Linked DNA regions of Homo sapiens: region 2 is linked to region 1. Evidence: read pairs that join two places in POLR2A ChIA-PET (ENCODE). Cell type or tissue: PC-3. All regions are shown on one strand. Each heading gives the region's core, and the rest is flanking DNA. Links, peaks and the distances in the headings are about the cores only. Region 1 has its middle 22 kb from the start of LGALS3. Region 2 has its middle 20 kb from the start of LINC00520.

What was found. Peaks named below come from ENCODE experiments on the same cell type or tissue, not always from the same donor. Only the 100,000 strongest peaks of a DNase experiment are listed, where the experiment ranks them.
Region 2: POLR2A ChIA-PET joins it to region 1 with 7 read pairs; 1 of 35 experiments calls an interaction of 5 or more read pairs at or near these places.

What each region holds. Positions count from the first base shown.
Region 1 is chr14:55,105,494-55,109,888 of GRCh38, forward strand. No RefSeq gene overlaps it. Among named protein-coding and RNA genes, the nearest start is that of LGALS3, 22 kb to the right of the region's middle. RefSeq lists enhancers at 1,821-3,020, 2,567-2,666. In PC-3, for the core only: no CTCF peak of the experiment used is centred there; DNase peaks (open chromatin) are centred at 2,448 and 2,908; H3K27ac peaks cover 1,451 bases.
Region 2 is chr14:55,814,493-55,818,887 of GRCh38, forward strand. No RefSeq gene overlaps it. Among named protein-coding and RNA genes, the nearest start is that of LINC00520, 20 kb to the left of the region's middle. RefSeq lists an enhancer at 1-387. In PC-3, for the core only: no CTCF peak of the experiment used is centred there; no DNase peak of the experiment used is centred there; H3K27ac peaks cover 475 bases.

The DNA of each region.
Region 1 (4,395 bases), core at 239-4,238:
TAAAAAAAAAAAAAAAATACAAAAATTAGCCAGGCATGGTGGCAGACACCTGTAATCCCAGCTACTTGGGAGGCTGAAGCAGGAGAATCACTTGAACCTGGGAGGCTTAAGAGACTCTGTCTCAAAAGAATAAACAAAAATGAAAATAAAAAAATTTAAAAACCTATAACTGAAAACACAATGTGTTGCTGTGCTAGGTACCAAATTATAATAATGCTGGCACATAACTTTTGCTGGCAGTCTTTTGAGCAAATCTTGGATTGAAGCTTTCTGGGCCCTTCCTTCTTTCCTCCCTGCCTCTCTCTCTGTCCCTCTCTCTTTCACTGACTCTTTCAGCTAACAGGACATTGAAGTATAATTAATCTACAGCAGAATGCACAATTCTTAAGCGTATAGCTCATGAATTTTCCCACATATATACTCCATATAATCACTACGTATAACAAGATATAGACAGTGTCCAACACTCTGGAAAGTTTCCTTGTGTCCCTTCCAAGTCAAGAGCACCGCCTCTTGTTACTATTCTTACTTCCATCATCAAAAATTACTGAGTTGTGCCACTGATTAGGAAGGTTAGGGGTCTGCCCTGGCCTTTTCTATCTGTTCCTGCGACAATGTTCCCGAGAAGACAACTGCTGCACAAGGCTCAGGATTTTTGGTTCATATTCTTGTCATGCCTCAGTTGTGCATTCACGAGCGATGTGTAACCCACCCTGAGGCTCTACTGCTTATGAAAAGTTTTGAGTATTTTGTGTTTTGTGTCCAACTTTTTATTTAGGACAAGAAATTTAATAGTCTTTTTTTGTTTGTTTGTTTGAGACAAGGTCTTCCTTGGTCACCCAGGCTGGAATGCAGTGGCACGATCTAGGCTCACTGCAGCCTCGACCTCCCAGGCTCAAGTGAGGTCAAGTACCTTCAGCCTCCCAAGTACCACATCCAGTTAATTTATAAACTTTTTTGCACAAAGTCTCACTATGTTGCCCAGGCTGATCTCAAACTTCTGGACTTAAGTGATTCTCTTGCCTTGGTCTCCCAAAGTGTTGGGATTACAGGCATAAGCCATGGCATCCAGCTTCAGTGGTCTTAATAATTCACTTTGAAAGTTAAAAAACGTTCTGGTATTCCTTTTCCAAATTGGATCAGTTTTAAGATGAGATAAATGACAAGGCAAGCTGTTTTTAAATATGTGTTTATCTTTTGCAACTAAAACAATATGAAGTAAATTAAATGCTGAGCTTGATAAAAGATTGCAATGGTTATGCCTGTATTATTTCAAATTTTGGTGTTCATCAAAATGGTAATTTTTCTCATAGATTGACTTTATGAGAAGTGAATGCTAAATGAATTTTAACTTAAATGTAGATTCATAAATTATTTCTTTTGTGTTTTTATCTTTTATTGTTTTTTGAGACAGAGTCTCACTCTGTTGCCCAGGCTGGAGTACAGTGGCTTGATCTCGGCTCACTACAACCTCCACCTCCTGGTTCAAGTGATTGTCCTGTCTCACCCTCCCCAGTAACTGGGATTACAGGCGCCCACCACCACACCCAGGTAATTCTTGTGTTTTTGTAGAGGTGGGGTCTCGCCATGTTGTCCAGGCCGGTCTGGAACTCCTGGCCTCAAGCGATCTGCCCGCCTCAGCCTCCCAAAGTGCTGGGGTTACAGGCGTGAGCCACTGCGCCCGGCCTCCTTGGTATTTTTATGTCTATTTTTTTAGATGGAGTCTCGCTCTGTCCCCCAGGCTGGAGTGCAGTGGCGCGATCAGCTCACTGCAACCTCCACCTCGCGGGTTCAAGCAATTCTCCTGCCTCAGCCTCCTGAGTAGCTGGGATTACAGACGTCCATCAACACGCCCAGCTAATTTTTGTATTTTTAGTAGAGATAGGGTTTCACCATGTTGGCCAGGCTGGTCTTGAACTGCCTACCTCAGGTGATCCACCCACCTTGGCCTCCCAAAGTGCTGGGATTACAGGCGTAAGCCACCTGCGCCTGGCCGGTATTTTTAAATTAGAGTTCTTCTAAGATTTATCTGAAAAAGTTACACTACTAAAAAATTTGCAACCCACACCCAAGGACATAATTTGTCTGGGCATAGAGACTTGATGGCACTTCAAGTAGCTGGATGAGCTTCTCTTAACATGCGATTTCTCTCAGGTTTACATTCTTCTTGACTGCCCTTGTTCCTTTCCTATTCTATTTGAAGCAAAATGGTTAACGTTCTTCCACTTTCACCAGGACAGCCCTATTTGCCCCTTCCTTGTCCTTGTTAGCCTGGTTTTATAAAGCCTCTTTTGCAGGGGTCGGAACAGTTAATAGCATTGGGGATTGTCGCTTGTTCCCTGTAGATGAAAAGTATTTTTCTATTGTTTAAAAAAAAATCGAGGTCATTCTCCAAAGTAATTTCCTGAAATAAAGCGTGGGAGGAAGTCATGGGCATGAGGATGAGTCATCAGGCAGCAGCACGAGGCTGCAGGCGTGAGCTGGGGAGCCCTGGCTCAGTCCTCCGCAGGCTTGGATCCCTGAGCGGAGCAGGCCACTGGGGCCTTCTGCCGTGAGAAGAGACCTACTGAGAGGCGGGGAGTGGGGGTGGGAGTGGTTGCTTCTGACCTGTAGGACAGTGGTCAGCGTGGGCGGGTGGAGGCACAGGAGAAGGCCGACAGGCCCTGGGTCCTAGGGCCACTCAGCTGCTGGAAAATGAAGTTCAGAGTTGTTTGGACTGTCTGAAGTAGGATAGAACCAGCCTTAGCCCTAGTTAGGTAACACATGGCAGAGGCACCTGAGCAAAGACGTGAGCTGGACCATGGGCTTCCTGGCAGGACTTCCACGGAGGAGGGCGAGGGGAGAGGAGCAAGGGAGCAGAAGGCAGCTTGCCGTCCACGAAGCCTCCTGAGGCCCCAGATGAGTCACCAGACAACAGCCTGTCTACTTAAAGCAACTGCTGGGCAACTGCTGAGTAGAACAGTCCCTAACCACATGAACACTGGGGAGGAGGTTCTGAAAGACGCTGCTGGGTGCAAGGTCCCTAACTAGGGTAATCCAATTTCACTCCAGGCTAACATGAGAAATTATGACTCCAGCAGCCAATCCTGTGGGCCGTGAGAGAGTGGGAGAGGGATTTTCCAGATATAAGTCCCACTAGAGCTTCTTTTTTTTTTTTTTTTTTGATACGGAGTCTCACTCTGTTATCCACGCTGGAGTGCAGTGGCACCATCTCGGCTCACTGCAAGCTCCGCCTCCCGGGTTCAAGCGATTCTGTTGCCCCAGCCTCCTGAGCAGATGGGACTACAGATGTGCACCACCATGCCCAGCTAATTTTTGTATTTTTAGTAGAGACAGGGTTTCACTATGTCGGCCAGGCTGGTCTCGAACTCCTGACCTCATGATTCTCCTGCCTTGGCCTCCTAAAGTGTTGGGATCACTGGCATAAGCCACAGCTTCCGGCTGAGTCCCACTAGAGCTTCTAAGAAGAAATTAGGGAAGCAGGATTATGAGAGGCCTGGTCCCACTCACAGTGTGCGACATCACTGATGACTATGCTTGGTTACCTGCCTTGTTATTTGCTACCTTTGTTATTGTCTATTTCTTGGTAATTAGTAGTACACTATAGTGATTAGGAGTGATCAAGAAGATGCCTGGCTTCATATTCCAACTTTGTCGTTTACTAACTGTGAACTTGGCCGAGTTTTTTTTTTTTTGCTTGTTTGTTTTGTTTTGAGACAGGATCTCTCTCTGTCACCCAGGCTGGAGTGCAGTGGCGTGATCTCAGCTCACTGCAACCTCCACCTCCTGGAATCAAGGGATCCTCCCACCTTAGCCTCCCAAGTAGCTGAGATACACGTGTGCACCATCACACCTGGCTAATTTTTGTATTTTTTGTAGAGATGGTGTTTCACCATGTTGCCCAGGCTGGTCTTGAAGCCCTGGGCTCAAGCCATCACCCACCTTGGCCTCCCAAAGTGCTGGGATTACAGGCATGAGCCACCTCCTGACCTCAGGTGATCCACCTGCCTCAGCCTCCCAAAGTGTTGGGATTACAGGCATGAGCCACTGTGGCCAGTCCAGTTTCAATTTCTTTATTTGTAAATTTGTAATAATGACAGGACTAGCTCTTAGCCAGAAGCAGCAGCTCTTGCCTGTAATCCCAGCACTTTGGGAAGTTGAGGTGGATGGATCACTTGAGGCCAAGAGTTTGAGATCAGCCTCAGCAACATGGCAAGACCCCCATCTCTACAAAAAATATAAAAAATTATCCAGGTGTGGTGGCACACACCTGTGGTCCTAGCTACTTAGGAGGCTGAGGTGGGAAGATCGCCTGAGCCCATGAATTCAAGGCTGCAGTGAGCTATGATCACACCACTGCACTCTAGCCTGGGTGAAAGAGCAAGATCCTGTCTC
Region 2 (4,395 bases), core at 195-4,194, 710 kb after region 1:
ATGTGATTCCTTGGAAACTAAGAGGTTTGGACAATATCTAAGAAAGAGAATAGGAAGAGGTAGCAGAATTAAGAAAAAAAAAAATTTAAACTTGCTGGCAATAAAGAACCATCCAGAAAATGTCTGACGACTTCTCTGACATGAATCTTTCAAATATGAAAAAACATCTGTGACATCACCACCCCACTCCCCCACAAAAAAACAAACAAGAAACCAAAAAGGTCAGGATGTTCTATGTCCTTCTACTTCTTTCCCATGTACTTCACTAGAGTCGCTGTAGGATTGAGGGAAGTTTATGAAGGGCTAGAGTTTCTAACCAGACCTACGGACCACAGCTCTCCTTATAGCCCTGAAGACTTATAACCCAGAAGGGTAAAAAAGGCCTGACTGCCAGGTGGGTACACAAGCTCTCTGCTCCACTGACCACAGGTAGTGAGGGGGCCAGCCTGAACTCCAGCACAGAGTGGAATTTGAGAACATGTTCTGTAGCTAGTTACTGCTCCTGGAAAGCCAAATAACAACAACTTCTCAAGGCCTCTCAGGGTTGGGAAGCTGAGAAAGGAAGTCAAGGCACTTGGTTGAAATTTGTGCTGACTCACTCTCAGCTTCCCACTTCTCAGCTTCTCTGTGTGTTTGTAAGCCACATAATAAAGAATTTGGTGAGTTTTAAAAGTAATTTCCCTTTTTGTACACTGAGCTATCTCCATGAAAGAAGTTCTACAGATGTTTGAGAAGAATGACCATATGTTTTGGTTTGCGCAGACAGTCCTGGTTAGTGCTTACTGATTGATTAGCGATTGTTAATTATTTTTAGCTCCTCATTTCACTCCCCTAAGTGTCCTGCTTGGGTGATGAATTACACGATCTCCCTACTTACAAGTGGGAGAAGTGAATAGGTGGAAGAAATGCCATCATTGCCAAATTTCTAACTATAAATGGATGTTTCTCAAAGGAATGACAGGCTATCAGCTGTATCTATATCAGCTATATGTAAGAGTGTAATTAGGGACATAATGAAGATCCATTTGCAGACAACCCAAAGGGAATGATAGGAATTTTAGGACAAATGAAGGAAAACACCACCTATGTGACGTGAGCAGGTTGCAGAGAGAGAATTGGAGTTGGCTGTGATGACTGTGCAGCTATGGCTGCACCAGAGGCTGCAGCGTGGCAAAACTCATGATCAAGTGTCTTGTAATTCTTATATTTTGTTGCCCATCAAATTCTATACATAGAAATAATACCAAGAAAGGTCCAGGAGGGAGGAAGCAGTGGGCTGTCTATGCCACCCTGCCATTATAGGGAGTCTGTTCTCTGTTGCTCCTGATTTGAAGTTCAAAATACTCTCTCAGATTCCCTCATCACCCTCACAGGCAAACACTTTCTCTGGGAGCTGAGCAGGGCTATTTGTAGGCGACTGTACTCTGATCACCATTCCATCTCTTCCAATCTGACTTGCCTCTGCCATGAAAGCCACGTTAATTATCAATATATAGGCCTTACAGTCCCCAATTCACCCTGCAACTTTCAATGTCTACCATACGTGCTGTAATGGATGGAATTCCTGTATTCATTTCTTTACAATGAGTACTATTAGGCTTTCTTATTAGAGGGCACTGGAGGACACTGTAGAAGAAAGAATCTCCTGGCCACTTTCTGCTGCTGCACAGTTGATGATGGGGTGGGTGCAATGACATCTAATGGTGCTTTGTCTTAGACATCAGCCCAGAACCCATGGCCCTTTGGCAATCTTGTGACCTGGCCTACCTTGGGGATCACCTTCCCACAGCCCTCCCAACATGGACATTGTGTACTCCAGGCCTCCTACTCACAGTGGTTCCCCAGCTCCCTCTGTGAGCCCTCCACCAGCTGGCCTTGCTTGCTCTCTAAAAGAGCTGTTTCCTGCCTGCCTGGTGACTGTGGACCAGCTCTGGTACAGGCAACCCAGCAAACTGCTCTGCCATTCACTGGTCTGCAGTTGTATCTTCATTGTGGTCTGAGCCTCAGCCTCTTCCAGTATTACTCTTTCTTGGTACTGTCCCTTAACCCTAGTATGTCTTTTAAAGTTCTTATTATATCTTACAATTCTCCTATCATGGCTTAATTCTTCATGGTAAACATTTCACTTTTAAAAGAGATTTATTAAGAATTTATTGTTTGAACCAAAAGCTTTATTAAAAACCTAAAAAAGTATAATATATACTCATGCTGAAAAATGCAAATAATATAGAAGGGTATACATTGAAAATTGAAGATCTCATTCTTCTCCACTCTCCCCACTTTTGTTTTATAATCATTTCTATGTCCCAACTATAAAAATCATTTATAACTTTTAATGTACTTTTCTACAAACTTTCTGTGCATCAATAAACATACACATAGATGTTAACTTTCCTGTTATGCTCTTAACACAGTTTTGAACCCTACTTTTTTCTTTAGTTAATATATATTGGGCAGCTTTCCATATCAACACATTTTATTTTTAAAATATTTATTTGTTCATTTAGTTATTTATTTTCCAAGAAATACAAATACATACTTATGAATATCAAACATCAAAGAGGTATAAAAAGAAAAGTGGGCCAGGCATGGTGACTCATGCCTGTAATCTCAGTACTTTGGGAGGCTGAGGTGGGCAGATCACGAGGTCAGGAGTTCGAGACCAACCTGGCCAACATGGTGAAACTCGGTCTCTACTAAAAATACGAAAATTAGCTGGGCGTGGTGGTGTGCACATGTAATCCCAGCCACTCAGGAGGCTGAGGCAGGAGAATCACTTGAACCTGGGAGGCAGAGGTTGCAGTGAGCTAAGATTGTGCCACTGTACTCCAGCCTGGGTGACACAGCAAGACTGTCTCAGGAAAATAAAATAAAATAAAAGTTTCCTGAATTACCACTACCTCTTTTAATCATTTTGGCTACCACCATAATTTTAAAAATACACACACATTTATATGCAGGTATACATTTATTTGAGTCATCAACTTTAGACAGTATTTATTAATTTTCCCATTTAGAAAAAAGAAGTGCAGCTCGCCACCAGCACTCATTTAATTTTACATAAACACGCTCTTCAAGGTCAAGCAAATCTGACTGATTTTCAGTGTGAAAATAAAATATCAACACTGTTCTTGGAGTTATTTCTAAATAGAACCAATATCAGAATCTTCCGAATAATCAGAATCATCTATATCGGAAAAGTCAATCTCATCAAATGAATCTTCAAGGGCCAACAAGTGTTCGAGAATTCTAGCATTTGACATTTTCAGCGATCGAGAATTACTGTATTTTGTTAATATTAATGGAAATACCACCACTAAAAACAGAATGCTATCAATAGAGTGATGTCTTTTGTTTGCAAAGTCAATATACTAGAGCAATTTGAAAATGTGAAAATAATAATAAAAATGAGATATTGCATAGCAAAGTTATCTCAGGGTAAATGTGTGGCTACAATTCCAACCGCCGAGTATTCTCAGGGCAAATGGGAAAAGGGTTAATTCCTTAATGTGTAAAATAAGAAATGTAGGATGTCCTGGCTTCTTCCACTTCTATCACCCTTGTTCCCTCTGAGCTTTGGTCAGTCATTGTATTTTTTCATATCCTCAAGATTTACATTTGTTGGTTCCATGTACATTTGCACATTTGCAATCAGACTTTCTACTTTGTATGTAGATTCTAAAGGTTGAATTTGTGGCTCATTTCTGTAATCCCAGCACTTTGGGAAGCTGAGGTGAGAGGATTGCTTGAGCCCAGGAGTTTGAGACCAGCCTGGGCAACACAGTGAGATCCTGTCTCTACAAAAACTACAAAAATTATCTGGGTGTGGTAGCACATGCGTGTGGTCCCACCTACTTGAGAGGCTGAGGTGAGGGGATTGCTTGAGTGTGGGAGTTCGAGTCTGCAGTAAGCTATGATCATGCCACTGCCCTTCACCCTGGGCAATGGAGTGAGACCCTGTCTCAAAAAAAAAAAAAAAAGTTGAAATGCAATAAATACCATTTATAATATAATTAGGTAACTATTAATCCTAGTAAAACCAACTAGCAGGAATGAAGATTTAGAGAAGGAAATGGCATTCTATGCCACAAACTAAAGACTGTCTCAAGTCAAATGTATTAGTTTTTCTTTACATTGTTGTTACCAACCATGGGTTCTTGGGCTCTCAATGTAATAGAGATTGACATGAGGCCAAAAGAGTTTTCCTAAACAAGGCTTTATGGGAGCTTATGCTCAGACAAAGGGAGACAGCTCAAAAGAGAGATAATTCCCTGGCTCACTCTCCAAAAAGACATGGTATGGCTTTTTTGATTAGGCAAAGCTCCAGAATTGACATGGGGGTGGAATATGCAGGCTGGGCTGGGCAAAGCACATGAGGGGTAGGGTATGCAGGTC